2 separate regions of the Mus musculus genome follow, and region 1 is linked to region 2. A link is a loop called in an ENCODE intact Hi-C map of the cell type or tissue named here. Cell type or tissue: left cerebral cortex. All regions are shown on one strand. Each heading gives the region's core, and the rest is flanking DNA. Links, peaks and the distances in the headings are about the cores only. Region 1 holds the start of Izumo2 (IZUMO family member 2). Region 2 holds the start of Gm29791 (a long non-coding RNA gene).

Region 1 (8,331 bases), core at 235-8,234, 77 kb after region 2:
CCACATGTTCACACAGGCCACACGCACACACAGGGAACTTCTCTGTTATCAAGAGACCATTGTGGTAAGAGGAGACAATGTCCTTAGAGCTACGCGTACTGTGTGGGAGAAGCAGATAGCCGTGGTTCTTTCTTAAAGACCGTGGTGTCTGAGTGAGAATGGTCCCCACAGGCTCATAAAATACTTGGTCACCACAGAGTGGCACTGTTTGAAAGGAATAGGAGGTGTGACATCCTTCCAGGAGTGTGTCACTGGAGGTGGGCTTTGAGGATTCAAAAAGTCCGTTCAAAGCTCAGAGTCTCTCTCCCTTCCTGCTGCTGGCAGATCTGGATGTAGAGCACAACTGTAACGCCAGTAAAAATAAATTGTTAAAAATAGAATAAATTATACTGCAAAGACTAAAATGAGTGAAACACAGGTGGAAAAACATTGCAGCTCAATGTAACATGAGCCCTGAGATCTGAAGAGAGGGAGGGGAGCCATGATAGAGTAGGAACAGCAGAGCGGTTGCCGGGAGGGTGGGTCTGCACCATCCACTCTGCTATCAGGATATGGGTGGGCATAGAACGTTTGAGTGACTGAGTTGGTCTTTCCATGCTTTTCACACACGAGAATATCCAAACATAAACCTTGTTTTCTGAGAGAGCATCTTTTAAATGTGTGTATGTGTCTGTCTGTCTGTCTGTGTCTCTGTCTGCCTGTGTGTGTCTGTATGTGTGTGTGTCTGTATGTGTAAGTGTTTTTGTTTGTGCCAGAGGTTAGGTGTCTTCTTTAATCCCTCTCCACCCTGATTTTGGTGCAGGGTGTCTCACTGAATTCTTACAAATTCATCCAGGCTGGCCACTGAGCTTCAGGAATCTACTTCTCTCCCTTACTACCCAATCCCCGAGTGATAACTCTGTAGCTCAGGCTAGCCTTGAACTACAGATCCTCCTGCCTCAGCTTCCCAAGTGCTTGTGGGGAACGTTGAAACAGGACTCTACAGAAACAAAGACTGTGGGGAGCCTTGAAACCATGCTGCAGGAGCATGGCTCTCTCTCCTATGTACCCCTGGCTTTTCCAAACCCGCAGCTTACCAAAGCAGTACTTTTTCTTGACGCACTTGGGCATGGTTTTCTTGCAATATAAACAGTCCAGGACCTCCGCTTTGAACGAGTCTGGGCAGGGTGAGAGGGAGACGTGGAGAAAAGCAAACCCCAAGAACTGGCAAGAACAGGGCGGGGGGAACAAGGGGAAAAGGAGGTGGGGTCCCTGGACCTCTGAGGGTTGCAGGAGCTGCTACCCAGCACAGCCGGTGGAACAAATGCCGTTCATGTGAGAAATGGTTTTTGAAAGACTAAATGGAATTTCCATAGGCCAGGTGACTGAATGTTCTGATCACAGAATATTTAGGGTAGTGTGTGCTAAGGGTTAAACTCAGAGTCTTGAGTATTAGACAGGTGCTCTACCACTGAGCCACGCCCCCACCCCTCACTGGGGGATTCTAGGCAGGGGCTCTACCACTGAGCCACGCCCCACCCCTCACTGGGGGATTCTAGGTGGGGGCTCTATCACTGAGACACATGTCATCCCTCCACTGGGGGTTCTAGGTAGAGGCTTTACCATTGGTCTACATTGCAAGTCCACTTTTTTTTAAATCCTGAGACAGGATTTTGCTCACTCAAGTTGTCCTTAAACTTGTGATTCTCTTGCCTCAGCCTCCGTCAGTAGCTTCTATGGTAGACCTGGGCCCCCATGCCTCTTCCTCTTTGTAGACACTTAACCAAATATTCTTTGTTGCTGTCATTTAACATTGTATGTATTTCTGGTGTGTGTTCATTCACACAGATGTACGTGAATGGAGGCCAGAGAACAATGTGGAAGTCTGTCTTCCAATCATGTGGGACAGAACTCAGGTTGTCAAGTTTTTTTTGTTGTTGTTGCTTTGTTTTGTTTTGTTTTGTTTGTTTTGTTTTTAAAGCAAACAGCTTTACCCTCTGAGCCACCTCATTGGTCTCGACATTTACTAATTTTTAGATCTGCTACTTTTGGTCCTGGAGCCTCCTCTGACAAAGGTGGGCACGGTGCAGGATGCAGCCTCACCTGACTCCTCCTCTTCCTGTGCAGCCGGGAAGATATTTCCCAGGATCCCTTTGCAGTGAGTTACACCCTCGTGCCCTCTACTGAATCAAAGGAAGATGAAAACTGTGTTGGGTATCATTCCAGGCCACCAAACTCTCTGTGTGGTTCCCGAGTCTCAGAGGCCAGGATAAATGCCACAGACCCAGTGGTACCCGCAGTTACAGAGTTCCGGAGGCCCCGGCTCAAAGGCTGTAATCATTTTCATGAGTCCTCAAAAAGCAAATCTTTAGGAGCCAGAGAGATGGTACAGCTGGTGAAGGTGTTTGCCAACAAGACTGGTGACCTGCGTTTAATCCCCGGGACCCACAGGGAAGACGGAGAGAGCCAAGTTATTCTCTGACCTCCACATGTGTGCTGTACACACACACACACACACTCTAATAACATAAAATGTAAAACAAACAAACAAAATGACAAGCAGGGGGTGATGGTGCACACCTGTAATCCCAGCACTCTGGAGACAGAAACAAGAGGATCGTTGTGAATTCGAGGCCAGCCTGGTCTACCGAGTGAGTTCAGGACAGCCAAAGCTACTGAAACCCTGTCTCAAACAAACAAACAAACAAACAAACAAACCAACCAACCCAACACAAATCCTGAGGTTGTCTTGGTGACTCATGAAATACCAGCACTGTTGAGGGTGAGGTAAGAGGACTGCCATGAGTTCCGGGTCAGCATGGGTTACAGAGAGAGAGAGAGAGAGAGAGAGAGAGAGAGAGAGAGAGAGAGAGAGAGAGAGAGAGAGAGAGACCTTGTGTCAAAAAAGAAGAAGCAAAGGCAATTGGGGTGGGAGGAGTGAGGCAGAGATAGCTCAGTGGATAAGATGGCTGCCTTGTAAGCATGAAGACTCAAGTTCACTCCTTAGAACGGAAGAGTTCGAGGTGGCAGTGTGTGTAGTCAAAGCTCTGAGAACGAGGCAGAGGGATCCCAGGGGCTCACTGGGCAGCCAGCCTAGTCAGTGACCTTCATGACACCACGAGACCCTAGCTCAGAAACCAGGGTGGGGCTGAAGAAATGCCTCAATAACTCAAAACCTTTACTAATTCTCAGATCCCAGCCCCACTTGTAGTTCACAGTCATCTGCTCATGCAACACACATACATGTACACACATATATGTGCACATACACACATGCATGCACACACACGCACACATATACACACACTTGTGCATGCACAGATACACATATATGCAATACACATAGGAAGGCACATACACACATTCGTGCACAAACAAATACACACATGCTCGTGCATGCACATGAACACACATACATGCATGTGTACACGCATGACCCCATGCATGCACACATGTGCTTACACATTCATGCATACAAGCATGTGAGCACACACATGCACATGCATGCACTCACAACAAACCACCCTCCCTTGATGACCAGGGGTTCATGGTTTTGTGGTAAAGTGAGTAGGGCATTGAGGTTTGATTTGGGAGGAATGGGGAATAGGTGTGGGTGCGGGGTGGGTAGGAAAATTAGAACTCACGACAAGTTTTGTGGTCACAGGCTGAAAGAGAAGAGAGCTGATATGAGTGACGTGCAGACATGGCAGCTTGAGAATTGAATTGGGAAGGGATCAAGGGAGAGAAGGGGGAAATCTGGCAAGATGGTGATGCTGGGGGTCCCAGGAGTGCTATTAGGAGGGAAAGAACTGGGTGGGGGAGAAGGGGCGGCACCTTTCATTTCATAGTCTCTTAATGCTCCCTTTAGTTCCTTGATGGCATGTTCCCTGAAGCTCACCAGCTCTTCCAGCAGAGGAACGTCTGAGGAAGGAAGAGATGCTCTTCAGTGCAGGTCCTCATCAAACCTCCAGCCACTTACAGAATTGTCGGACTGGGCTACAGAGGTGGCTCAGTGCTTAAGAGCACTGGCTGCTCTTGTAAAGAACGTAGATTCAGTTTCCAGCTCCTACACGGTGGCTCACAAACACCTGGAACTCCAGTTCCAGGGGAATCTGATGCCCTCTTCTGACACCCACAGGTACTGCATGCACAAATGGCATATAATACATGCAGAAACAAACAAACAAACAAAAAAAACAAACCCCAAAACCCCAAAACACTTATACACATAAAATTTTAAGAATTTTTAAGTGCTCCAGATTTTAGAGGTTTTCATTTCGGTTCTTTGCAAAAATGACCTGACTGTCCAGAAAGAGTCTGAATTCTGGAAGGCTCCCAAGTGTTTGAGACTCAAAATGTGTGTGCAGACTTGTTTGTGCTTGAATAACGGCTGGTTCCCGTGAATCCTGGCACCTAGAGCTTTGAGGCTGGCTTTGAACTCTAACTAATTAGAGGGATTCAAAGTCATGGTCCTCTTGCCTCAGCTTCCTGAGTTACTAGGATGACAGGCCACGGGTTTACTCACTGGTGGAAGGTTATTACAAATGTTAGATTATTATATTTTTTTAAAAGACAGCTGTAGAGAGACAGAAAGAAAGGCTTGGTCCAACCTTAGATGGGACCGTGCTTATTCACCGCAAAGAAGTAGATGGCCAGAATGCCTCCAGAGGAAGAAGTCACCCCTTATCCCATTGAAATGATTGCTGTAGTCTGCAAAGAAAGCTGGGAAATGTAGTCTTTCAGCAAGACAATGCCAAAAACACCCCGTTTATAAAAATCACAGTGTTTGAGAAACACAAGAAGACAGAAGTGTGTGGCTGGCCACACCTAGTGATGGGCATTATAGAGATGGGAGTGTCCCGCATACATCGTCAACTCTGTGTGACTTTGGACAGGTCACCTGACTTCTTTGAACCTCAGCTTTTCTCCCTCTCAACCCTTTCTCAAAATTCTGCCTAGCTGTCACAGCAAAGGACACATGCCCGCCCAGAGGAGAAGCTCGGATGCAGAAAGGAAGGCCAGGGGGTGGCTCAAGGGTCTCCCACCTGTCTTAGAGTTAGCCTTTATATACTGGGCTTGGTTCTTGAAGGATGTCGCCACTTTTTCCAGTTGATCCACGACTGCAGACCAGAAGGGAGGCCCTGTCAGGTCAGAAGGCCCACAGCTCCCCGGGCCTCTTCCCTACGCACCCAAGTACACACCCACTTTCCCCACGAAAGCGTTCATTGCATAGTCCCTGAAGAAAGGCCCCTCCATGCTCAACAGCAGGGCCTGCGCGCGCGCCTGCAGCCCTTCCAGATGGAAGCGCTTGGTGACGATGGCATCACGCAACTGCCTGAGCTCCAGTAGCACTGACTGGTCGCACTGCAGGCAGCCCCATGCCCCGGGGCCGCCCAGGCCACACAAAAGCACCAGGGCCAAGGCCAAAGGCATGGTGGGGACTTTGTGACCTCACAGGGGCGACCTCAGAACACTCCGAGTGTAGCTCTGGAATCCAGGTAGTTAACATATTTATTGAACACCTGTTGGGTGCTGTTCTAACCCCCATCCCCCACCCCCACCCCCTCCACCCCCACCCTGCCCTCCTCCAACCCCTAAAGCCTGGCTGAGAAAGACTGAAGTGTCCTGCCTTACTGTAGGCTAAATTTACTAATTCAACAGACTTTCTTGCTTTCCTTCTTCCTCACGTTTCTTTCTTTTTTCCTCTTTCTCTCTTACAACATCTTACTAATTTTCGAAGCCAGGTACGTCTTTAATCCCAGCACTCTGGAGGCAGAGACAGGCAGATCTCTGTTAGTTCTAGGCCAGCCTGGTCTATATTGAAAGGAAATAAAACTTGAGACCTGTGATTCATGTAATGTATGTCAAATAGCCCAAAGAGTTGTTTGTGAGCTTTGAAACCTGGGGCTGAGAACATAGCAGAACAGACCAGGACATGCCGGGACAGGCCCGTCCCCTCCCTATCTCCCACCCCTCTGACCTAAGTTAAATGTTAACAGGCTGCTGATGTTTAAATGGACCAATCATGTGAAACCGTGCCAATTCCTCCCCCAGCCCCACTCCTTTTCTATAAAAACCCCTAGCTTCCAAGCCTCGTGGTCGAATCCACTGTCTCCTGTGTGAGATACGTTTCGACCCGACGCTCCGCCATTAAAATACCTCGTGTTGTTACATCAAGGTGTTGTGTTCTGTTGGTGATTCTTGGGTGCACACAGAATCGGGAGTTGAGTGGGGGTTTCCCCACTAGGTTCTTTCAATATTAGTGAATGCTAGGACAGCCAGAGCTACATAATAAGACCTTGTCTTGGAATAGGTTTTTTTTTTTTTTTTTTTTTTGAGACAGGGTTTCTCTGTATAGCCCTGGCTGTCCTGGAACTCACTCTGTAGACCAGACTGGCCTCGAACTCAGAAATCTGCCTGTCTCCCGAGTGCTGGGATTAAAGGCGTGCGCCACCATGACTGGAAGAATAGTTTTTTAAAAAAATAATTTTTGAGAATTTCACAGACACATACAATGCATTTTGATCCTATTCATCGCCCCAAATACTCCCAGGTCCACACCCGGTTTCTCTTTCTCTTCTTCCTTTCTCCAGCCCTCCCTCTCCCTATTTCTCTTCTAAGAGTGTGTCACACAGCCCAGGCTGGCCTTGAACTTTATATTTATCGAAGGATGACATTGAACTCCCAATCCTCCGGTCTCAACCTCCTGATAGTGGTGATTATCTAATTGTAAGTCCAATTTTAAAAGTTCAAGGAGCCAGTGCGATGGCTCAGCAGGTCTTCAATGTTAGGCTAAGCAGAGAAAGGTCTGGGACAAGCTGTGCCACTAAGAGATCACACCACACAGTAGATCTAAGGCAAGAATGCTATTATGGGTGAGTGGGGGAGGGAAGGGATCTCTAGAAGTTGGACAGAGAGATTCAGACAGACTGACAGAGAGACAGAGAGACAGAGAGAGACAGAGACTGAGAGACAGAGAGACTGGGAAACAGAGAAGAGACACAGAGAGAGACATGATGCTGAGAGAGACCTTTCAAAGGGTGTGCACATCCCACTGAAACGTAAGCAGTAAGCAGCTTGTAGCAACAGAGGAGATGGGCTGCCCCTGGCAGAGGGGCAGGTGATGACTTAAGCTGCTGGAGCTGAGTGGCTAAAAGTCAGGCTGAGGGAGCCACCTGATTTACAACACTTAAGCATGAGGACCTGAGTTCGATTCCCAGGACCCACACTGTGGAAGGGCAGAATTGACTCTCCAATGTGATTCTCTGAACACACATTCACCATGGCACGTGCTCCTCCCCCAATAAACATGTAATTTAAAAAGTGCTTAGCACTGAGTGTGGTTAATAGCACCAGCTGGGAGCCTGACTCCTTTGCCTGCTTTTAGGACCTTAGGAGAGTGTCTAGTCTTATCAAAACGTGATATGCTAAGATTAGTTGATGTCCCTGGGAGGCTTGCCCTTTTCTGAAGGAAAACAGAGGAGGAGTGGATCTGTGGGAGAAGGGGTGGTGGTGTGGAGGACTGACAGAAGGGAGGGGAAACTGTAGTCTGGATGTAATATATGAGAGGATTAAAAAAAAGCAATAGATGTTCTTGCATAGGAATCTGAATTTGGTTCCCAGCACCACATGGCAGCTCTAGTTGCAGGGGTCTGATGCCCTCTTCTGGTTTTTCTGGGCACTACATCCATGTGCATCTACTCATAATTTTTTTAAAAAATATTTTTTTTGGTCTTTTTGAGACAAGGTTTCTCTGTATAGCCTTGGCTGTTCTGGAACTAGGTCTGTAGACCAGGCTGGCCTTGAACTCAGAGACCTGCTTGCCTCTGCCTCCCAAGTACTAGGATTTAAGGCATGTGTCACCACTGCCCAGTCTTAAAAATAATTTTTTTAAAAAAGTAGATTTAAATTCTGTGTTATAAAACTTGGTTTAGGACACTTGGAATATGTGAATCTACTTCAAGTGAGAATGTTACAAGTTTTCATGACAGTGCAGTGACATCCTGACATCCTGTCCTGAGAACACAGAGAACTGTTGACTCAAAGGCAACAAAGTAGCTATGACAATCCCTCTGCTGGCTACTGTGTGCACCTAATGATTGCAATAGCAATGTTTCGAACAGGACATATTTAAGTAATTCTGAGAACTAATGTTACATGTTTGAGTTTTAAAAACTACTCATTTTTGTTTTGTTTTGCTTTTTTTTTTTTTTTTTCGAGACAGGGTTTCTCTGTGTAGCCTTGGCTGTCCTGGAACTCACTCTGTAGACCAGGCTGGCCTCGAACTCAGAGACCCGCCTGCCTCTGCCTCCCAAATGCTGGGATTAAAGGTGTGTGCCACCACGCCCGGAA
Region 2 (8,331 bases), core at 46-8,045:
ATGCACCCCTATCAAGTGTATGTGCGCAAGCTGTTTCACTGAATGCTGTCTAAAAGAGCTATAACACTAAAATCCTCAGAGAACCCCCCTCCACCCCCATTCCTCAGCATCAGCTGCCAGCCCAGGATCCTGCTGACCAATCTGCTCAGGACATCTAGACATCCCGAGGGAAGAAGCCGAGCCTGAACTACAGAGCTGCTGCAGGTGAAAGCTGGGGACATCTGCCAAGTGGAGCACAGGCTAGGGGCTGGGCTTCCCGGGATCTCTCTGTGCTGTGTGAGTGTGACCTGAAAGGGGACCTGGTTTGGAGAGAAAGTGCTGGTGGGGTGGAGACACAGCATACCGAATCACATAGCTGCAAATAGGCCTAGCGCTCCAAGCTCTCAAAGCTGTGCTTACAACAGTCAGACCACTGTGCTGCTTGTGTTGGAGACTCAGTAAGTGATGCACCCACCCGACAATCCACAGCTTCCATCCCTGGGAGGGATGTTCTGCCCAGGGAGAAGGCCCTGGCCTGTCTGGAGCCAGTTCCCTGTCTTCATTGCAGATCCCCCACAGGACCTGAGAGTGACTGTTTCCCAAGCAAACAGGACAGGTAGAAACGATGGACAGAGGAAGCTGGGCATCTGCGTGGGGAATGGGAGGCATCCCAGTTGATGGGCCACCTGGCAACTCTGCCTTCTGTTCTCCCCCAGTGTTGGAAATCCTCAGGAATGCCATCTCCCTCCCAGTCCTGGAGGGCCAAAGCCTGTGCCTAGTCTGTGTCACCTATAGCAATCCCCCAGCCAATGTGAGTTGGGCTTGGGTGACACAGACCCTGATCCCAATCCAGTCTTCAGAGCCTGGGGTACTGGAGCTGCCTCTGGTCCAGAGAGAACATGAAGGAGAATTCACCTGTGCTGCACAGAACCCACTGGGTGCCCAGCGCATCTCTCTGAGCCTCTGTGCACTGTGAGTAGGTAAAGGGACACTGGGGATCTGTGATGAGGGCCCAGCTGCTGACCACTCTCCTCCTCCTCCACAGACTTGCCCCAGATGTCCAGCCCCTCCTGCTCCTGGGAGGCCGAGGGTCTGCACTGCAACTGCTCCTCCAGAGCCTGGCCTGCCCCCTCCCTGCGCTGGCGGCTGGGGGAGGGTCCCAGGTCAGGGGCCTATGGGGACCCAGGGTCTAGAGCAGTGGTTGTCATCCTGTGGGCCACAACACTTTGGTGGGGGAGGGGAGGAGGCAGCCTCTGACCTGTTCACTGGGGTCCCATATCAGCTATCTTGCATATCAGATATTCACGTTATGATTCATAACAGGAGCAAAATTACAGTTATGAAGTAGCAACAAAAATAATTTTGTGATTGGGGGTCACCACATGAGGTATCAAAGGGTCACAGCATTAGGAAGGTCTGAAGGAAGGAGGATGGGGCAGGGGGTGGGCACATGGGCTGGAGCAGGGCAGGAAGGGTGGCCAGTGTCCCTGCCTTCAGCTGGGTGAGGAATGAAGCTACGGTGGTGCTGGGTGCTGGGTGCTGGGTGCTGGGGTCTGGGAGTGTCACTTATGTCACTCACACCCTGCTGCTCTGCAGAGGAGTCCCCAGCTCTGGGAACCTCCCTGCTGGCTGACATGACAGAGGCTTCTTTGCGGGTTTCTCTTTGCCTGCCTCATCCTCCTCAGATGAGTATAGTCACTGAACCCCACAAAGCCCAGGGAGGGCTGGCCAATGCTGAGCCTGAAGACAGAGTCTGAGCGGAGGGCTGTGATGGCTCTAGATTCCAGGCAGCACAAAGGTCCAGGTGTCACCCCTTCCCTGGAGGAACACATCCTTGCACCTCCCCAGCCTCATTGGTCTCTCTTGCCTCTTCTAAGTGAGGGCAACACTGACTCCCTCCCCCATACACTGAGCGGTCTGGCTGGTTCTGAACAAATCTGACCTTGCCCTTCAGAGTGAAGACCTGTAGAGTGGTCACTCACTGCCAAGATGGTTACCGCCAGGAACGAAATGCTGTCTGACCTGGAGCTTGTCTGAAAGGTGAGTGAAGGCCCTGCTGCCCACAGTTGTACTAAGTTGGTTGTACCAGCCCAGGAGGGGTACAGTGATATCCCTCAAGATGATGCAGAGTTAAGTCCTTTCTAAGAGGATTCTGCAGCTGGTTCCACAGACACTGTACCAGCCCAGTGGCTGGAGGCATCTCATGTCCAGCTCCCTCCTTGCTGGACACCCTACTCCAAAGCCACCCAAGGCTTGTGCACCCACACCTAGGCTACACTTCACATCTGACCCTTCACCTCCGTACTCCCCTCTGGACCTCTCTCTTCACCAGCCCTTGGCAATATTTGGAGCCAAGAGCTCTTCAATGTCTCCAAATACTTCCTGTCTGCTGCAAACTGTGGGCAGGAACCCTTTGGCCACCATCTGATCTGAGCTCCTCCAGCCACGTGTCAGTCCCTTCAGACCCAAACTCATGGAGACTTGTTTCTATCCTCACAGAGTCAGAGGGATCCTGAACATCCACCTTGGCCTCCCGGGTGCAGCAATGTGTACTTTGCAGACAGGTTGTCCCAAGCCTCAGCTTCTCTATCTGCTGAGTGAGGATGCTAGTGTCTCCTGCTATACATGTGTGAGATTTCATGAAACTCGCCGTCAGCAACAGAGAACCCAACGTTACTACCATGAAATAAATATACACAAATGAGTGCAAGTATGAACGAGGACCCAGCTAGTGTGTGGAATAAATGCACGGAAGATGAAATGTCCAGTGTCGATGTTTGCCTAGGATCCTCTTTGCTCTCTGAAAACTTCCACGTATTAAAACTGCACAGCTCTTTCTGAATTCCATATCCATGGTGACATGTTCTTTGCTGGGGTCTGGGAAGTACCGCACAAAACACTCAGATACAGATCTCAGTCAAACAGTGGTTTATTGAATACACACCCTAAGACCGATCAATCAGGGACACACAGTTCAGACTTGGGACCCGTAGCCAGAATTTTATAGAGCTTTTAAGTCTGAAATTCACGAACATCTGTGCCAATTTATTCCATCAACCAGGACTCTGGGATAGGGGACTTTCTTAGGATCATGTCTTTGTTGTATACTTATCCTGTTCTCATTGGTTGGGTTATGTAACTGTGGTGGGGGACTTGCCTTGCCTAACATGTCTTAACTTGCCAACCAGGATGTCGGTTACCCCTGTACATGTCTCTCCCTGCCAAGCAGAGTGTCAGTTCCCAGGGAGGTCTTGGGGATTTTAAACTTTATTTGACCCTTACTCAAAACAGACATTTTACTCCAAATAGTTTCTTATATTGGTGCAGGTATCTCTCTTATGTTGGGGTCCATCCCAAAGGCAGCTTATAGAAGCAAATACCATAAAAGCTCATGAGTAGGCGCAGGAAGTGGCGCTGGGCAGTTGGTTCAGGTGCAAGCTAATTATGGCTACCTATACAAAGCAGTTCTAACTGACCTCTATTGTGTTTGGTGTCTAAGAACACCAACCCACAGAACATAACAGAATTTGCAATCAACTTGGGCATGAGAAAGTTTCCTAGCAACAGCAATTATGGCACATGAGATAGTTTCCCTGTAGTAACAGCTCAAAATGGCTGGCTAGACGGGTAAGTTTCCCAGGCCTTAACATCCTTAACAATGCCTTATCCAGGATTTACTTCCGTTTCAGTCACATCACCTATCTCTGACAGTGCTCACACCCAACTTCTTCCTGCTGTTTCCCTGTCAATGAAATAGTCACTAGTGGAAGACAACATCAGCATTCTAGTGTTTACTTGCTTGTATTTTTTTTTTTTTTTGTTTTTTGTTTTTTTTTTTTTAAGACAGGCTCTCACTACTTAGGCTGGGCTGTCCTGAAACTTGATATTGATATTGTCTGATATAACTGTAGCCATTTAGTATGTAGCTTCCATGTTGCTCATAAGGTAAAATTAAGTTTACCCACTTTTTAGGAGTCATTGCTGTAGCTGACACTAAAAAAATGTTAATAATAAGCCAAAAAGTTATGGTTGTATTACTTATGCTGTTATCTCAATGTTCTGAAATTCCCTTGTTCACTTGTTCACTACCTGCCCACCCCCTCCCCCACTTAATTCACTTAGGACCAATCACCAAAAGGGTTAGCTGTTGGAGTGGGGCTGATGCTAAGGTCCTGTTCCCCAATTGGTTCTTGATCTGTCAGTAAGGAAGCCATGGGCCAATTGCTGGGTGGAAGGTTTAGGTGGAACTTCTGGGTCCCTGGAGGAAAAGCCTGGAAACAGGTTGGTACCACAAAATTAGGTTCTCGAGTCCTTTTTGTGGTCCTGATCAATCAGTCTGAATCAGTGTTCAATACATTTTCATCATATCTGAGACTAATGTCTGAGTGGTCAGTGTGTGGCTAATCCCAGACTGCCTCTCAACTATTATTGAAAGCTAGAAAGGCTGCCAGCTCCCTTCCTCTGTGAGGAAGTTATGTGTCCTGTACCTGCTCAGATCTGTTTCTGATTTTCAGGTTTTGGTCTAGACCTCTGGAAAAGCTCATAAGAGACACTGGATACAGTTTTTGCTCTTTGAGCCTAGGGGACACAGAAAATCCTCTTTAGGTGAAGAGGACAACTTACCATCTTACTCCTTTGAATTTCCAGCTCTCTCCTGACCCTGATGCACAGCTGTCTGTCTGTCTTCTGTTTTTGAAAATCTGTCCTGCGAGTGTCTGTTGTTTGCTTTCAGGTTGTTTGCTGGCCCTGTTATTCTTTACATAATGTCCATTTCTATCATGGGACAATCCTCTTCTACTCTCCACATTTCTCTTGAGGCAATTTTGTGCTATTTCCAGTATTTTCAGAAAGCAGCCAACCCGTCCTTTGGCACAGGCTGGCCCCTCGAGGGGTCCTGTGAGGTACCTCATCTCCTTTCCATTCAAGATATTGCTCTTCACTGTCTGCTTCACTCCTATCAGATTCTGTCCCTGCCTGCCAGTATCTGGGTTGAGCCCCTCGCCTGCCACAACTAGGCAGAGGAAACGGCTATTATCTCCACCTTGCTTGTTCTTTTACCTATGCCTTCTAAGCCCTCCACTTATTGCCCACCTCCCATTCTCTCTCTACCTGAGGAAAATGATATGCCACATCCCTGATGTCACAGCAACTGCAACACCTGGAACCACAGCTCCTTCTGCTTCTTCCTCACCTGTCTTCCTCTTTTTCCTCCTCTTCAAGTACCTGTATCTGTCATAGCTACCCTGCCCCATACCTGATGGATCAGGGGTCCATTTCAGTCCCTCGACAGGGGCTTTTCCTTTACTCGCCACTGCCCCCAACGTGGGAGGAGAGATGCCCTTTCTGGTCTATAAGCCTCTCTCCACGGGCAAGATCTACAACTGGAAAGCTCAGAATCCACCTTTTCTCTGACAAACCTCAAGCTCTAATGAGGTGAAAACCTGAGGGTTCTTTGGAAAGTCAGCTGGATAGTGTTTTTCTGGGGCAAACGTGTGAAGGAATGGTTCCTTAAAGTGGATACAGGAGTCAGGCAGACTCGAGAAGCCATGTTTCACTGAAGCAGACACAGGAGAGAGGATGTTCTGCGAAAGCAAGCACATGCAAGGGTATACTGGAAATATACTGGAAATAGCACAAAATTGCCTCAAGAGAAATGTGGAGAGTAGAAGAGGATTGTCCCATGTGATGAAGGGTTCTTTACTAATGACACACATGTATAGGTCCTCCTTACCTTGCATAGTTGAGCTAAATTTGTTGGGATGCCATAGAGAAAAACACAACAAAAAACTACTGGTGGTGTACTACAGCTTGTTGTGGGTTCAAAGGACTTGGGCTGATTATATACACATGCTAAGTAAGGTAAGATCCGTGTTGAGGCAAGGCACAAAGAGGATATGTGATGGGCAGAGGGTATAATTAGGCCTCCATGGAGTGACGGAGAGAGAGCTTGGCTTGCTGGTACAGCTAGCTGTGTTACATCTGTGGGTCTTGTGTCTTCGCTGATCTTTGCTTCCCTGAGAGAGGCACAGCTGAGAACTCCTGGTGTTCTTGTTGGTCCCTCCTGCTGACTCAAGCAGAGGCTGAGGCCATCTCTGCTAGGTCATGTCACTGCTGTTGCTAACCTGACTCTACTGAATTAGACTGCAGGTGTGTTCATGAGGTGTTTTTGAGTAGATCAAGCTGCCGCTACCTGTTAACTTGTGAACTGCCAATTTCCAGACAACATAGACAGGAGTTGCTCCAAAGAACCTTTCTTTTTTTTTTTCTTTTTAAATTTTATTTTATTAGATATTTTCTTCATTTACATTTCAAATGCTATCCTGAAAGTCCCCTATATCCTCCCCCCACCCTACTCCCCTACCCACCCACTCCCACTTCTTTTTTTTTTATTACGTATTTTCCTCAATTACATTTCCAATGCTATCCCAAAAGTCCCCCCCACCCTCCCCCCCCCACTCCCCTACCCACCCATTCCCATTTTTTGGCCCTGTCGTTCCCCTGTACTGGGGCATATAAAGTTTCCAAAGAACCTTTCTAAACAGGTCCACTTGCCCGGGTCCTTTCTTTCCCACTACCTCTAGTGGATGGTGGATTACAAGAAAGGTTAAAATGTTTAAGAACCATCATTAAAAATAAATTTAAATTAAAATAAAATTTAAGATTAAAAATAATTTTAATTAAAAAATTAAAGCCGGGCGTGGTGGCACACGCCTTTAATCCCAGCACTTGGGAGGCAGAGGCAGGTGGATTTCTGAGTTCGAGGCCAGCCTGGTCTACAGAGTGAGTTCCAGGACAGCCAGGGCTACGCAGAGAAACCCTGTCTCGAAAAACAAACAAAAAAAAAACAAAACAAAAATTAAAATTACACTCAAATATCCCTCTTGGAGACTATTTTTTATACCTGCCAGCCCACTTGTGTTGTGGTTTGGTCTAATGCTTGTATTATGTTAATTGGGTTCCCCAAACTGCAGGAGAATCTGCATGTCTGCATGTAAAGCGCTGAGGTTGGTCCTGATTGGTAAATAAAGTCGTCAGCAGCCAATGGCTGGGCAGGGAGAGGTCGGACTTTTAGGATTCCTGGGCAAGGGACCGAGGGAGGAGAAAGGAGATAGCCACCATGCCAGGGAAGAAGGAGACACCAGGCCTGAGAGGTGCAGAAGAGAGGGCATAGCCATCATGACCATGTAAGAGCCAGGGATCGTGGCCCTGGAGGGCTACATGTCTGGGTCTGGAGCAGCAAGAATAGATTAGAGATTTGAGTAAGTAATAGTTCAGCAATATGGGAGGGAAGTGTGTTAGCCACATAGAGGTTAAGAAGTGGCCCAACCACTGAGCTGTTAAAGGCATATTAAAATATAAGGCTGCGAGTGTATATGTCTTTCATTTAGGAACCCAGAACATCGGGGCGGGTAGGGGGAATGCACAACTGCCAGCGGGGCAGATTTAAATAATGCTTATTGGGTTCAGCAACACATCTGGGTCGATATTCAACAACCCCTCCAGAGCCTCTTCACCACAGAGGAAAGGAACCGCGTTGGGTGGGAGGCCTGTAAACTTGTTCCCAGGGAAAGGGTAGATTTACAGAGGATCCTGCAGTCCCCGAGGCTGCTTTTCTCCAGTCAGCCCCACCTGGAACCCTAATGCCAATGAAGGTAAGGAGGCCCTTAGGAGCTATTGCCAGATTCTTATGGGTGAGAGGGTCTCTTTATCTAGGGTAAGTCAGGTACTACAGGGTCCCATGGAATCCCTGGCTGCCTTCCTGGCTGCCTACCTACCACACTTACATTTTGATTGATCCTGAGGCACGGGAGAACCAGCGAGCTATCAATGTGGCCTTGTGGGTCGATTGGCTCCTGACATTCATTAGATTCAGACAATTAAAGGCTTCAAAGGTAAGAATTTGTCTGATTTAATGGAGACTGCTCAAAAGACTTTTAGTAATAGGGAAAGCCAAGAAGACAGACAAACTAAGAAACTGGCAAAAACTCTTACTGCAACCCATAAACCTCAAGAAGGTTTTACAAAGGGTCATGGTCCTAGAAGACCCCTACATAATAAGGGAAAGAGCAACAAATTTGAGCAGTCTCAACCCCATCCAAGGCTTCAGAAAAATCAATGTGCCTACTGTAAGGAAATGGGCCGTTGGAAGAACAAATGCTCCCAGGAAATAAGACAGAAACAGGAGCCTAAGGCTGTTGTGGAACTGCCAGACTGAGGCTGTCAGGGCTCCAAGTCCCCTCCCGAGCCTTGGATAACTTTAACAGTGGGGGGGACATACGGTAAACTTTCTTGTTGATACTGGGGCACATCACCTGGTCCTCCAGAAGCCCCTTGGACCTATGAAAAATCAAA

Evidence for each region. A loop is a pair of places that touch in the nucleus more often than their neighbours do. Peaks named below come from ENCODE experiments on the same cell type or tissue, not always from the same donor. Only the 100,000 strongest peaks of a DNase experiment are listed, where the experiment ranks them.
Region 1: it touches region 2 in a loop (2.2-fold over the local background); 3 of 42 quality-filtered maps call a loop at or near these places.

The regions. Positions count from the first base shown.
Region 1 is chr7:44,705,824-44,714,154 of GRCm38, reverse strand. Izumo2 (IZUMO family member 2) reads right to left here and starts at 5,425. Exons shown (of 7, transcript NM_001368390.1): 1 at 5,181-5,425; 2 at 5,025-5,099; 3 at 3,814-3,900; 4 at 3,624-3,644; 5 at 1,077-1,157. The coding sequence starts at 5,412. In left cerebral cortex, for the core only: a CTCF peak has its summit at 4,097 (motif pointing left); no DNase peak of the experiment used is centred there.
Region 2 is chr7:44,783,012-44,791,342 of GRCm38, reverse strand. Gm29791 (a long non-coding RNA gene) reads left to right here and starts at 265. Exons shown (of 6, transcript XR_391426.3): 1 at 265-276; 2 at 469-595; 3 at 696-951; 4 at 1,025-1,142; 5 at 1,934-2,019; 6 at 2,479-2,683. In left cerebral cortex, for the core only: no CTCF peak of the experiment used is centred there; no DNase peak of the experiment used is centred there.